Regions from separate parts of the Homo sapiens genome. Here region 2 is linked to region 1. Evidence: read pairs that join two places in POLR2A ChIA-PET (ENCODE). Cell type or tissue: K562. All regions are shown on one strand. Each heading gives the region's core, and the rest is flanking DNA. Links, peaks and the distances in the headings are about the cores only.

Region 1 (7,797 bases), core at 1,544-6,543:
CTACAATACCCCTTGATAGCTACACACCTTTGCCTCTTCTGAGACGGTTGCCATGTGCTTGGTCTTGCACTTTCGTTTTCCTGATGGCTTTTCTGAATTTTCAAGGCAGGCTGGCTCTTCCAGGTTATTTGGGAGGAAACCGTTTGGTGAATCCGAGATCCCCTGGACTTTGTTGGGCAAGAGAAGGTTCCTGTTCCTGAGGCGGTGCTCCAAACTTTGGGAGGAGGAAGTCTTCTGCTTACGGGCCTTTAAATCTGAAGGCAAGAAACAGGAAAAGAACGGATGTCAGAGAAATGGAACACAGAAAAGCAACGCCTTCCTCTAAGATGAATCAGAGGACTTTGGGGATTAGAACTGCAGTGCAAAGTTGTATAACTATCAGCTATCGATATCTAGTGCTGTGCTGACTATTCCACTAAATACTTCTTGAATGAACACACCATACTTCAACATCGAAGTCCCTCATCTACAAGCAGGAGACAGCTCCCAGCCCTGCCAGCAGGGGGCGGCCCATCTGGCTAGCCCTAAGATAAGGGTAATTTTAACAGGATTTTTCCCAGAGCCCAGAGCAAATCAGAATTTCTTTTTGCTTTTTTCCCATTCCCTTTGTCTGTTTCTCCAGTCCCGTATGAAAGCAAATCTGGTGGTCCTGCTGACATTAAGTATCAAGTACATGGGGAACAGGGAGGAAAAGGTAGAAGGCTGCCTTCATGGCCTCAGCTCTACTCACCTGACTGCCCCATTTGTCACTCTCCGAGGACACAAAGATCAAAGCTACAGGAACTCCCTGAAACTAGAAGGCATCATGAGCCTACCTAGCTGGCAGTCAAGGGCAGAAACCTGCTGCCTTTTCTGGGTGAAAATCAAGTCACTGGTGTCACTAGAACACACCAGCAACATCTCTAATTTAGCCACAGCTTGCTGAACAAAGCACATTCTAATTTCAAAAAGGCCTGCCGGGAACTCCATTATCAAGAGCTTCATCCCACAGGGTCTGTCCTAACCCCGTGTGTAGGGGCGACTGTGTGTTTAACCTCATCTCTCAAGATTAGTGCTGCTTGGCTTGGCCATCAATTGTGTGATTGGCTGGGCTCAAGTCCTAATTGCTCTGAGCCTCAGTTGCCATATCTGTAAAATGGGGAGAATATAATCTACATCACAAGAGTGGTATGAGAATTAAATAAGATAATACATGCAAAACCCCTTTCAAAAAGTGTTATAACAAGTAAGACATCATTATTGTGTTATTTAAGCACAAGCTCTTGAGGTGGAGCCATGCCCGTGTGTTTTCCTCCCCAAAGGAATGAACACCATGCCTAGCAATTAGTGAAATGAAGGGACTGAGATTGAAGAGTTCTCAACTCGCCTCTCTCAACCCTGACACGGGCTCTCACATGTGACATTGACAAAGGCAGATCCAGATGTGGAAGCCATCATTTCAGCACAAGGAGTTGGCTGCAGCTTATGCACAGTTCCTGGAAGGCCAGCTGTCATGCCATCCCTTTCTCCCAGCTAGCCTCAGCCCGCTAGTGGGGCCCCATAGCCTGTCCAGGAATTGCTGTACTACATGGTCTCTAATAGCACTTCCAGTCAGAATGTTCTAAACTCCAGCTTTTGATGCGACACATTTGGGCTGAGGCAAAAGAGGAAGGAACAGAACCATGCCTTGTGAGGACCCCAGGAAACATGAAGAAGTCATATTACAGTGTTCAATGCTACAGGCAAAGAAACAGCCCCCCACCTTGTTTACCCAGGGCAGGGCAGGCTCGGGTGTTTATTCAATTGCAGAGAAGTGAAGGCTTTATAGTAGCCCACAAAGGACTAGAGAGCGGAGGTGGCAGGTGTGTGAGTGGAAGTGGCTCTGCCTACCTGCTCCGCAGGTCAAGAAGGGAGATAACCAAAACCAGGATGAAAAGAAAAGTCAGGAGGCTCAGACAGAAGCAGGGTAACCTGCCTCATTTGGCCTTTGCCAAATTCCTGCACGAAGATGCCATCATCAGATCTGGAGGAAAGTAACCAGACCATGTGCCAAATCCAGCTGCCTCAATGCAAAACCCTTAGACACATCCACAGAGGAAGAATGACCTACTTTCCAACAACTGGAGCTGCCCCCAAATCAAGTAGGATGCCTTGATTGGTGGTGTTCTCTGCGTTACTGGAGGTGTGTTCATGAAAAGGCTGGCTGGCTACCTGTCAAGAATGCTGTGGAGATCTCTATCTTTGCATTGGGTGGCAAACTGGACCAGGCAACCTCGAAGGTCCTTCTGGTTCCAAGCGCCAATATGTTCCACAGGAAGCTTCCATGCTAGGAAACCAGGTGCCATTAGAGAAGATTAGGTGATACACAAAAGCTCCTCTTCATCCTAACACAAGTGGCTGAGGCCAACAGCTTGACAACTCATTCCTGACCAATCTATTATTGCTCTAGCAGAAGAAAGAGAATTGTTCCCACTCTGTCACATAGTTGATGAAAATTAGCTCAATTACTCTCTTGAGCGTAGAGATGGGTATCATATACACCTCCACTTAAACAGAGCCGGAAATGAGGTTAAGCCGTCTTTGCATTATAGCAAACCTGGACTCTACTACCCACTCAATATGAGGTTATTCAGTTTTAGCTAATAAGGAGACAGCGGATGTTTACCGGCAGCTCAGGATGAATACATCATAGGAGGCAATCAATTGCTGCTTCCAGGGTAGAGGTCAGAGAATGAGAGTGAGAGACAGAGGTGTTCTTATAAAACCCAAAGATGTGCTTTTTGCTCATTTAGAAATCCACTATAGGAATGGGCCTGAACAGTACTCAGTGGAACATACTGATATTAGCATCTTGTGACAGTCTGTGCCTCCGGAATGGTATATCACAGCATTTGATGTGGTCAGAGAAAGCCTGGTTTTCTCTTTGGGCTGCCTGCCTTCTCAACTCAGGTCCAACAAAAATGATGCTACTTTGGGTCACCTCAAAGCTTCACTCCGCCTCTGAATAATCACTGTGGCTTTAACGGATAAAGCAATGCTGTGCCCGTTTCTACTTGAAGTTCTTCTGTTGGTTTGAAGAACCCACTGTACTTCTTTTTAGCTTAGAGGCTGCAAGTATCCCAGGAAAGGCAGCCGATGCCCTCTGTCTTCTTGAACCCAAGATTCTAGGAGAGAGAACCCGTCCTCCCAAAAGACTCGACTCCCTCAAGCCAACCAGAGAACTCCCTGGTATCCAGTTGTCCCATGCCAAGGATGTCACCGTGGCCTTGCCCACAGGTTCAGACTTCTATAAGAAACCGGAGGGCTTGGGCCTTCATGTCCTCCGCTCACCTGCAGGCCAATCCGAACTCATTCAATGTCAACCCAAAGCCAAAGGCTCGGAGCTGGAGTTGAGTGACCCCCTCTGGCAGCTGGAGATCATAGCACCGGGTTTCTCTGGGTCCCGAAGCCTTTGGCTGGCGTAGAGATGCCCGAGGGTTCCCAGAAGCCAAACGGGCCGCGGCGACAGCAGAGCCCCTGGCCAGCCTTACCTGCTCTCCCTTTCCGCCGCTGCTCGTCTTCTTGCTCTGTCAGGTACTCCCCAGTCTGATATTTTCGGCTCTTCTGCCGTCTTCGTTTCTTCCTCTTCAGCAGGCCCTCCTCCTCTTCTTCCTCCTCCTCCTCATTGGTGTCCCACATTTGCCGGGCAGCCTCTGTCCTCCAGGGCATTTCTCGGGCTCGCCACAGGTGCCTTCGGCCCTGGCTCAGCAGAGACTTGTCCTGGGCATGGTGGCTGCGATACTGGGTGTCCCGTTGGGTCTTTCTCACCTTTCGACGCTTAGCTGGGGTGGGGGTTACCTCCTCTTCTTCTTCTGTGGGGAAGACTTCCTGGCTTCCCATGTCACTGTCTGCCATGCCAGCAAAGGAGCTACAGATGCTTCCTGTGGATGGGATGTACAGAGGATGGTCAGGTACTTCTTCAAAGGACAAAGCATGGTGTCGAAGTGAATGCCCTGGACTAGGAGTTTGAAGGTCTGGGTTCAAGTTCAGGCTCTGCCAGTTATTAGCTGTACCGTTCGGGAAAGTTCCTTCAGTGCAGTCTCCTCATCTATAAAATGGGGATACTGTTCTCCCCTTACTGACCTCACAGGGCTGTTTTGAGGCTCAAATAAGATTTTTCACGCATATGTGCTTTACAGAGTCCAATATACCAGACAACATCAAGTATTAAAAACACACACCCTTACTCATCCACGTTACAGTGTCACCTGAATCCACACCCAAAACTCTTGCTTAGCTCTTATAAAGTGCCAAGTATTTTGTGAAGGGCAGGAGAGGGCCACGGGTCCCTGGGAAATCAGGGGCTAGGAGAGGGCAATTGGGGTCTCAGACAGGGCAAGGGAGGATATACTCCTTTTGTGGCACCACCAATCTTGGGGACAGAGCCACCCCGGCCAAGCAGAATCATCACAAGAGAAGAGTCTCAAGAAAAGCGAAGCAAGAAGGAGTCCCTTTCCTGTGATCTGTGACAGAGCCTGGTTGGGTCACGCCCAAATGCACCCAGGCACGCCCACTTCCCTTAAATTGACCCCACCTCCTCCCGACTTGCCAAGAGTTCAGGGGTGGAGCTTCCTCCCAGGCACCTCCCTCCACCCGGTTGTAGCTGTTCCTCACCGCTGGGCAAGCGCTTCCCCCTCCTCCCCCACCACCCCAGGATGGATTGGTACCTTTCCTGCCTTCCTCAGCCACCTTGCCAAGAGGCCATTTTCTCTCTCCACTCTTTCCTTCAACTCTGCTAACAACGAAAGTACATCCTAAATTGGCCTGGTTTCACACTACAGGAGATTTGACACCTTCCTCCTCGGAAGCAGCTGTGAGACACCACCATCTTTCTCCCAAGGCCCAGCTATTAACTCAACAGTCCCCAGACCCAAGCGAAGTCAGCAGAAGAAAGAAATGGTTCGAGGCAAATAGAGTAAGTAGCCCTTGACCAAAGCTTCAAGTTAGTCACACTGCTAAAAGACAGCAAATAACAGCACATTTTCCATTATATAGACTAGGCAAAACAAAGTGTTCTGGTTAATCTAATATTCTGGTTAATACAGAATCATCATAGAGATCACAAAGGGATCACCAATTTCCAAAGAATCAAATACAGTACAATGTGTTTAACACTAAAATGGGACTGGCTGTAATGTAATTGCTCTTTGATAATTCAGAGGACACTTCAGGATTTTGTAAGGCCTCCAGGCCATCATTATGAGCCCCAATTACCACCTCGCTTGCCATGTGCTAAGGTGCCGGTTACTAGAATGTCAGATAACTGAGTTTACACTATACCTTGCTTCCCCATTCTATCCAATTTGCATGGAAATTGGGTGAACTGGGACAACTATCTCCAGCCCTGGATACCAGTGTGGAGGCTAGCAGAAGGTAGTGGTGGCTAGAAAGGGCTAGCTTTTTTTAGTCCCTAGAGGTTGACCAACACAAATTCAGGGAGCCAAATGTGATTCTGCCAGCCCTGACGATTCAATGACTTTTCCAACTTTGAGGCTGCCTGTCACATAGGGCAATAAGACCAAGGTAGAAAGTTAAATGTCTGTGCCTGAGATTAGCCCCAGTAATGACGAGGTGCCAAAGCTTGGAGTTGAACCAGCTTTCCCGAGTGGCACAGGCCTTACCTCTTTCCACCATCAGCTCCCAACAAGAGATGTCAAATCCCTGCTCTGAAAAGTTGAACAAATAATCCTCAAACAGTGGGCAATATTTGAGGACTATTTGTCCCCTGCCCCCACCCAGGGCTCTCTTATCTCTGCAAGGAGCTGGGCATTGTGGCACAGTGAATCAAATTCCCAACTCGACACCTGGGCCCATGGTAAAACTGCTCAACCAGATTTCGATCTCTCTTTTCATAGAAGATGCTGAGAGGGGCCATCACCTTAGTCTCACTCACCAGACTGACTGCGCGTGCGGGTGCTCAGAACCACAGGAATAAAGTCACGGAAACTGCTCTTTGCTTTCTTTTCCAAGGAACCTGGAGTGATGTGTGGTTTGGGGACAGAAGGCAGAAATGTTACAATCAAAGCTTAAAGACCAGAAAGCCCACCTGTGAGGCTCGGGGGAAAGATTGAGAAAGAGTTTGTGTTTACCCTGTGGTTAATCTGGGTTACATTTATTCACTCCCCTTACGTGGCCATCACATATGTGTCTCTTGTAGACAATGAGTGTTTCCAGGTGGTTTTTAAAAACTGAGAGTTTGGTCGCTTTTGCTGATACCAGAAAAGGCAGTGCACAGTATCAATGTGATGGTGTGCCAGAAAGTAGGAAAGTAGGAGGCCCCACTGCCCATAGGACTCTGAGGCTGCTGCACCTCAACAAAGTTCTGCTGGGCATGGTGGCTCACGCCTGTAATCCCAGCACTTTGGGAGGCCGAGGTGGGTGGATCACCTGAGGTCAGGAGATCGAGCCCAGCATGGCCAACATGGTGAAACCCCGACTCTACTAAAAATACAAAAATTCGCCGGGCGTGGTGGCACTCACCTGTAGTCCCAGATACTTGGGAGGCTGAGGAAGGAGAATCACTTGAACCTGGGATGCAGAGTTTGCAGTGAGCCAAGATTGTGCCACTGCACTCCAGCCTGGGTGACAGAGTGAGACTCCATCTCAAAAAAAAAAAAAAAAAAAAAAAAAAAAAGAAAGAAAGAAAGAAAATAAACAAAGTTCTAACTGAGCTGGAGCAGGTCCCAGAGGAGGGCAACCTCAGTGAATCTTGGAGGATTGAGTGAGGTGGGAAGATAGGAACAAGGAGCCAGTGAACAGAGAAAAAACGGCTAAGAACAGATGAGGCCGGACGCAGTGGCTGACGCCTGTAATCCCAACACTTTGGGAGGCTGAGGCAGGGAGATGGCTTGAGCCCAGGAGTTCAAGACCAGCCTGGGAAACATGGTGAAACCCCATCTCTTCAAAACTACAAACATTAGCCAGGTGTAATGGCACATGCCTGTGGTCCCAGCTACTCGGGAGGCTGAGGTAGGAGGATCACTTGAGCTCAGGAGGTTGAGGCTGCAGTGAACCGATATTGTGCCACTGAACTCCCTCTAGCCTGGGAAGCAAAGTGAGACTCTGTCTCAAAAAAAAAAAGAACAGACCAGAAGAGGCAGGTCATAGTCACGTCAGGTGGGCAAGACCATGAACCTGGACTCCTATGCTCAGGAATGCTGGGGATTCTCTCCCTGATAAGGGTGCCCAGAAACTATTAGTGGCAAAACGGACAGGTTAGGGACACATACCAGCCCCGTCATCCCAGATATCCTGTGTGTCCCTAAATGATAATAAACGTTTAAGATTTCTCTAAACTCTCCTAGCTAACTAGCTATTTATTTTTGTCCTTTCAGAATAGCAGTTTTCCAGTATACCCAAAGAAGACAGCGTAATGAACCCCCATTCCGTGGTTTTTGTCTAAATTCTCCTTAAACTTGTTTCTTTGAGCCTAGACCCATCGCGGGGAAATGGGTCGGCTACTGTGTTGTGGGCCTGGTGTTTGTGTCGGAAAACCACTTCCTTCAGCCTTATTCTAGCACCCAGGAGGAGCAGAAGGGGCCCCCGATCCTTGCTCGCTCACCTTAGACTTCAGAGGGGTCAATCATATCTTCTTTCCACAGTGAAGAAGTCTCACTTTTCCAGAGTGAAGGAGTCAGCGCCTGAGCCCCTCTGCCCTCACCACTGTGCCCTGGGGATCCCTCTGCAGCCCAGCCCAGAGGGCCAGGGCCGCGGGGCCTACCTTCCTCGTGGCTGTCGGCTCGTTTTCCTGGAGACTGGGACTCCGGCTTTGTCGGCTTC
Region 2 (7,797 bases), core at 1,927-6,926, 390 kb before region 1:
ATATGTGGCTAGGGACTCCCTTATTAGATAGTGCAGGTCTAGTTAGTACATGGCTTCGTGAGTACAAGCCAATTCAGGTGAGCTTTAGGGGTTCCCTAATAGTTCATTTCCAAGATATATCCCTGAACATCTAGGGTGGTGCAAAGATCTGACTTCTCCGAGGGGCTTTCAAGCCTCCAGGAATCCTCTTGACCCCTTCGAGACACCTGCAGCACTGATATGGCTAGTGGAGAGCTCATGCTTTTCGGTCATACCTGTTGCCCTGCACTTGGCAAAATCCAATTGATGGAGAGAGGATAGGCCTCATCTAGAACACCAAAGTCAAGTAATCACAAAGAGCAAATCAAAACCTGCACCAGCTGGCCAGGCGTGGTGGTTCACGCCTGTAATCCCAGCACTTTGGGAGGCCGAGGCAGGTGGATCACCTGAGGTTAGGAGTTCAAGACCAGACTGGCCAACATGGTCAAATCCCATCTCCACTAAAAATACAAAATTAGCCGGGCGTGGTGGCTCACGCCTGTAATCCCAGCTACTCGGGAGGCTGAGCCAGGAGAATCCCTTGAACCCAGGAGGTGGAGGTTGCAGTGAGCAGAGATCGCGCCGCTGCACTCCAGCCTGGGCAACAAGAGTGAAACTCCATCTCAAAAAAGAAAAAAGAAAGAAAAAGAAAAAATTTAAAAAATAGACTATAGTAAAAATGCACAGACAGCTTCACCTGCCATGAAAGAAAATGTAAATTAGAATAAATTGAAGGTATCACAATATATCTTTCTGAGAAGCAAAAAATAATAAAATGATCAAATCCAGGAATGTACAGAAAGAATTACACTTGAACTCTACAGTGATGGTGGTTTTAAAAATTTGATCTTTCTGAAAAGCAATCTGACAGCAAGTAAGACAAGGTAGGGTTATATCTGCACTTTTGGACCTGGTAACTCTACTTTAGAGAACACAGTCCAAGGAAACCTTAAAGGAAATGAAAAATTTTTAAGGGGGTCAATATTAAAATGTTCATAGCAGTACTATTAATTGTAAAAAAAAGTAAAACAATCCAAGTGGGAGACAGGTGTGGTGTATCAGCAGAAAAGAATACTACATAGCAACTGAAAATCACAAGGACAGTGATAATATGAACACATAGAAATGCATGTATAAGTGAAAACAGCACACAAAGTAAGATGTTCACTCTGATAACAATTACACAGTATACTTTATCATTTAACAATCATATGGTATACTAATGAAAACCTAACAAACTTAGGTATTTAAGTTAATAATCATGAAGGTTTTTTGCTGTTGTGATTAGCTGCTTGTAAATAAATGCCTTCCTCTCAAAGAAATATTATCATCATCACCAATATCATTTCTTAAACAAATCCTAATCCCAGCCTAAAGTGAATGGAATGACATCAAATGCCTCAGGTTCACATGAGGCATGAGAAAAAACCCAGAGGAAAAGAAGTCATTATACGAAAAAGATACTTGCACACGCATATTTATAGCAGCACAATTCGCAATTGCAAAAATATGGAACCAGCCCAAATGCCCATCAATCAACGAGTGGATAAAGAAACTGCGAGAGAGATATATATATACATATGATGGAATACTACTCAGCCATAAAAAGGAACGAATTAATGGCATTTGCAGCAGCCTGGATGGAACTGGAGACTATTATTCTAAGTGAAGTAACTCAGCAATGGAAAACCAAACATCCTAAGTTCTCACTTGTAAGTGGGAGCTAAGCTATGAGGATGCAAAGGCGTAAGAATGATACAATGGACTTGGGGGACTCAGAGGAAAGGGTGGAAGGGGGATGTGGAATAAAAGACTGCAAATTGGGTTCAGTGTGTACTGCTCAGGTGATGGATGCACCAAAATCTCACAAATCACCACTAAAGAACTTACTCATGTAACCAAATACGACCTGTTTCCCAAAAACCTATGGAAATAAAAATTTTTTAAAAAAAGAAAACATTCATTCAGGCTTCTTTGAACAGCTTCTTTAAAGAGGCTAGGTCATCTTCAATCATCCCCAAAGTAATCTTTTAAATTCTAAGCCAACAAAAAGGAACCAAATTTTTGACTGATGTTCATTTTAGAGAGCGAATTGTTTTGAGATTAAATATACATCCCAATGGCTATACATCTGTATGACAAGCATATAGTTTAGAGTAACACAATTCACATGTGTCCTATGGTTTTGCCACTTTATAGCCCCTGACACATAACTTCAGTATTTTGAATGATCCATCTAGGGACCAATGTATCTTTGATGACTTACTATTGATCATCCTTCAGCTATAGAATACCAAATGCTTATCACAAATGTAATTGTTCATTATTTCCTGTTGAAAAATATGACCTGCTCTTATCATCTATTTTGTGCTGTTTCCAGTAACACTTGCAAAACTCAGGGGCCACTTATTGAGTTGAGGAAGAAGTCTAGGTTAAATCATTCATAGTGCAAATAGTCACTCCTCAAATTATATCTTCTAAGTTTACATTTTCAGATAAAAGACACCAGGAAATGCTTGACTTTATTCTTTGGTCATAACAGCACCATGGGGAGCACTTTCCACTTCATTAGAATACCCATTTAGATGATGACCACGTTACTTCTTTCAAAGAGCTTCAAAACATGTTTGCAGAAGGAATGGCCTGTACCAGATAAGGATTATTTCCAACTTAGGATTCATGAGTCCATAAACTACCAAGACAGGTACTTACTAGGTACATGTCTCAATACGTTAGAGGAAGCAGAAAACAAAAACAAAAACAAACAAAAAAAGAGACTGACAGATTCAGGTGTTAATTAGGCCACATCAAAAAAAAATATTGATATGCTAAAAACTAAAAAGCATTCTTCATGAGCACTTCACTCAATGTGGCTGTTTAGGTTTGAGGTCACTAGCAATTTGTCCACTAATGAATTCCAAATGTCCTCTGTGAAGTCAACTCATGAAAGGAACAAGTAAACATTCACAGTTCCCAAAGGTTAATTAAAGTCAATGACTAGTGAGTTGTTTCAGGCTGGGCCTAGAGCAAGATATATCTGTGCCCCTCAGACCTCTGACTGCAGGGAGCGTAGCTGACCACTGAGCTCTGAAATTCAACACTACTGCAGCTGAAATCCAAAGTGGCTGAAACTCACCATGCATCACTGCATTTTCACCAAAACCAAACTTTCTACAGGCATCTCCTGGTGTGGCAGAGACACTAAGTCAGGCCATTTCTATGAAGCAAAGGACTCCCCTAACGCATGACTTTGGGTCAGGGATGCTGTCAAGGAAGAGCCCCCATCTCATAGAGAATGACCAGAAAAAAACCTGCCATTTCTTCATCATAGGTGTAGAACATAGACAGTGAAATTTAATGGGTTCAAACAAGACAGTTTATTACAACACAGCAAGCAACATGAGCATCAGTATGGTTTTTCCAGTTCCCCTGCCCCCAAGTGCCACGGGACAATGCAACAGGCTCAGATGGACGCTACGCATACAGGCAGTTGAATCACAGCTGAGGAACCTAGGATCAAGGGGCTCAGGACTTTTTGGGTAATGAGCAAAGTGGCCAATGCCCCTCCCCTGGGAAGTGAGCAGTTAAATAGTAGTCAGACTGTGGTCACCTTGCCCTACTTGGTTGCCTATGTGACTGTTTTGCTGAAAGTTTTACTTTCATCATTTTGGGTTTGAGGATTCACGAGCAAAAGAAACTGCAATATTACACTCAAATGCAGTTCAAAGTTTAATGATCAACATAACAAAAGAGTATAATAGTTAACTTAGCAAAAGCTAAAGTAGGAGAAAAGGGAAAAGTAAAAGGAAAATACGGGTTTTTTTGTTTGTTTTTTTTTTCAACAAACTGGGGAGAATACCTACACCCAGATCAAGCAGTGCTGGGAAGTCCTGGATACAGACATCTGGAGTCCTAGTTGGAACAGGTCCCCGGCAGTGTGTCCACTCCATGGGTGAGACTTCAGAGAGCAATTGGAGGGTCCCAGCTTATATTACCAGAGCGAACCACAAGGTCTGAAGGACAGCCACGGGGGCTTTACCTTCAGGGAGTTCTGGGGATGGTTAATGGAACATGGTGTCCCTAGGAGCAATAGTCAACAAGGGTGTTGCTCACCCTAGCTAAAATTAACAGCTAACGTGCAAATGTGCAGCTCTGAAAGTTTAATCAATAATGCTTAAGGTTTTACTTTGTGTGTCTCAGGATGTTCTGAAACCTAGAGAACTGGCCAGATTCTCGAGGTTTGAGAAGTTCCACAGCATACTCCCTTTCTTATCTGAAGTTTCTCAGGACTAGTGGGTGTTTGTTCTCCATGTAGGCTCATAGCCCACATGGGGTCATTTGTTGGTCACAGGCCTACCATTGCTTCTGAAGCCTGCAGTGGAGGAATAGATATGGCTGAGCCAAAGAGAAGATGTGATCAAGTTGCCCAAGTCCAGGGAGATGTAACAGTCAATATCTGTTACATAGCAGTCTGAACAAGACTAATACAATTTTAAATTCCTTACAGTGACTATCTGCAGCAATGGTTCCGCATTAGTTTAAGATACTCGCCAAGAACGTGCAGGGGCACTCAGGGCCCGTGGTGAACCGTCCCTCCTGAGAAACACATTTGTTTTGCTGAAACCTCCTTAGAACTGCATCACTTGAATATTGGCTTGATGTATTCATTCCACAAATGGTGTTATGATTCATAAATCGTAACATCATTTTGTACCCCATACGTACAATTATAATTTGTCAATTTACAATGAAACGAAATAAAAACAAATTTGAGAACTGCACCCCGTAGTCTAAGACTTTTCCTACCCACCCTTCCTTCTCTCTGTCCTCCACAGGGGTTAGATGTGCATCTATCTAGGCTCTCTCTGACTCCCTCCCCATTTTCCCTATGGGAGTTTCCCCTGGTAAATCTCTCATACATCTAATCTCATCTTGGCATCTGCCTTTCAGAGAACCCAAACTAACATGAATGGTCCTGGTGGTGGTCCAAGAATACAGGCAATGGCGAGATGGGGTTCTGGGATGGCTTCGCTGCCTGCTTGGTAAAATGGACACTGGCACAGGGTGGTAGTCCAACTGCTAAAGATGTCTGTGGAGATAACCTGGGAAAACTGGGAGAATGGCCTTGCAGGTATCCTGGCTCAGACTTTTGAAAATCTGGGAGGGATAAGGCCTGCAAAGACAGTGGAAATGGCTAGATAACTTAAGAGTATTATTAAATTGTCTTGATGCCCTGCAACAGGTAATGAGAAATGGGTGACAGTTAACAAGCAACTAAACGCTGTTTCATGAGAGCCAAAGGGCTTCCATGGAGCTTACAAAGAGGCCCTGATCTCCTGCAGTGGAGGAATGGATATGGCTAAGCCAAAGAGAAGATGTGATCAAGTTGCCCAAGTCCAGAGAGATGTAACGGTCAATATTTATCACATAGCAGATCCGTTCTGCTGAAGTCAGGGCCACAAGACTTCATGTGGTTGGAAAGACTTGGGATGGGAACATCTGGCAGATGCCTCTGAGGGTGCTGGCTCTGCAAACACACTGGTTCAACTGTCAGTTTGCAGAGGGGCCCACGCTTCCCTACTAAGAGCTAGCACTTCCCCTGTGCCAGAAGATGCTGCAGACGCTGCTCCCCACACTAGGCAACCAGTGCCTCACTCACAGCTGTCCCCAGCCCCTCTCTTTCTCTCTCTGGTTACTAAACTGGTAACTAGGGTTTAATCCCAGCAGAAACTGGCTAAGAAAGTACTGGCCCTAATAAAGGAGGGAACATACACCAAAGAGCTGCAAAAATTAGCTGGCATAGGCTAGCAGAAGTCAAGGAAGTATTGGGTTTGGATTTCACAGGTACTATATCAAGAGAGCCAGAAAAGCAAAACTTCAGACTTGGGAGCCCTTTCTCAGGATATACAATTTAACCTCCTGGCAAGGCCCACAGCGGGTGAGCAGCCTCTAATAAGATGGATCTCAAAGGCCCAGTGAAAGCGATGGCCAATGCTGGGCCAAGTAGAAACACCTAAGCTGCCCTGGCAGATGGCAGAGGAAGGAATGAAGGGAAGTGGGCATGCTGGGGTGGACAGATTACATGAAGTCAAAAGCCCACCAGAAGACAGTATTCCATGGGGGGGCAGGGGAGACCTCATGCACTGAGGTCAGCAGGAAGGCACTGGTGAGAGGGACACCAGCATCATTAAGTTCAGAGGTGGCCACCTCTGCACGCCAAGGCTGACAGTGAGAGACCATCACAGAGCTGTGCTCATCAGTGTCAAAGGGGATGATGGGGCCCCAGAGTAAGAGACACCAGACAGAAGTGCTTAACCTCCAGAAGGCAGGAGGCCACAAATACCAGAGCGAACCACAAGGTCTGAAGGACAGCCATGGGGGCTTTACCTTCAGGGAGTTCTGGAGATGGCTAATGGAACATGGTGTCCCTAGGAGCAAGTCAAAAAGCGTGTTGCTCCCTATCTACAAGCTGAAGAGGAGTGGAGGAGCAGGAGGCTAAGGGAGCTTGCCCCAATAAAAAGTCCTACTTTCTTGCTTAGCTGCCATACTTCAGCCAGTTTTCAGGTCTGGAAAGAGGTGGCTGGATCCCTGGGAAGGACAATGGTTAGTATGTAATGATTTGCCCAGTACTTCCCCAAAGGGACCTACAGCCACTTACTTGGGTATATGTACACTGGGGAGAGAATACTCAAACATTTGGCGGAACACTGGACCCAAGATCTAAGTTGACTGATACCTAGAGACAGGAAGCATCATCACGGCCCTGGTTAGACTGGGGGCTTATGGAGGCCAAGTGATAACTGAAATTCTGGCCAAAACAGGATTCACGGTGGGCCTGCTGCTGACCCAGCCAGTGGTCATTTCCTAGCCCTAAGTGTGTAACTGGAATTGACCTGGCAGTAGGAGTAATGAATGCCCCCAGGGCTCCTTGGTCTATTGGAGTGAGAGCTGTCATAGTGAGGAAGGCCATGTGGAAAAGGCTCCTTAGTCTGTTGGAGTGAGAGCTGTCATAGTGAGGAAGGCCATGTGGAAACCTCTGAAGCTGCTCCCCCGAACCCCTCCACAGACAAGATAGTAAACTGTGATGGTTACTGTTGTGTGTCAACTCAGCATAGGTTATAGTACGCAGTTGCTCAATCAAACGCTACTCGGTGTTGCTGTGAAGGTACAGTAATCCCCCCTTATCTGTGGTTTCAGTTACCTGTGGTTAACCGTTGTCGGAAAATATCACATACGTGAGATATTTTGAGAAACACCACATTCACATGACTTTTATTACAGTATATTGTTATAACTGTTGTTTTACTGTTATTGTTGTTACTGTACCTCATTTATAATTTAAACTTTATCATATATATGTACAGAAAAAACATAGTATATGTAGGGTTCAGCATTAGCCAGTTTCAGGCATCCACTGGGGGTCTTGGAACATATCCCGTTGATAACGGGGGAGTAGTGGATTTTGTAGATTTGGTTAACATCTACGATCAGTTAAGTAATGATTACCATTGATACTGTGGGTGGGCCTCAACCAATCAGTTGAAAGCCTCAAGAGGAAAACAGATTTCCCTGAAGAAATCCCACCAGTGTCAGCTCTTGTTTCATGAATTTTAGGCTTGCCTAACCAGCCCTCATAATTGTGTGATCCAATTCCTTGCCACATATAAAAGCAAGCAGACGAAATGACTTAACCCGGTTCACAGGCCTTTGTCACTGGCTACCACAGCAATGGCATAATGGGCACATGAGCACAGCAGCCACGATGGCTGAGATGGAGGC

What was found. Peaks named below come from ENCODE experiments on the same cell type or tissue, not always from the same donor. Only the 100,000 strongest peaks of a DNase experiment are listed, where the experiment ranks them.
Region 2: POLR2A ChIA-PET joins it to region 1 with 8 read pairs; 1 of 35 experiments calls an interaction of 5 or more read pairs at or near these places.

Annotation. Positions count from the first base shown.
Region 1 is chrX:130,021,092-130,028,888 of GRCh38, reverse strand. It overlaps BCORL1 (BCL6 corepressor like 1), which reads right to left. Exons shown (of 14, transcript NM_001379451.1): 5 at 7,739-7,797; 6 at 5,912-5,992; 7 at 3,510-3,899; 8 at 28-254. LOC124905216 (a long non-coding RNA gene) reads left to right here and starts at 4,791. Exons shown (of 2, transcript XR_007068333.1): 1 at 4,791-4,933; 2 at 5,874-5,991. RefSeq lists enhancers at 3,208-3,707, 4,808-4,857. In K562, for the core only: no CTCF peak of the experiment used is centred there; a DNase peak (open chromatin) is centred at 4,568.
Region 2 is chrX:130,414,755-130,422,551 of GRCh38, reverse strand. No RefSeq gene overlaps it. Among named protein-coding and RNA genes, the nearest start is that of RBMX2, 17 kb to the right of the region's middle. In K562, for the core only: no CTCF peak of the experiment used is centred there; DNase peaks (open chromatin) are centred at 3,071 and 4,341.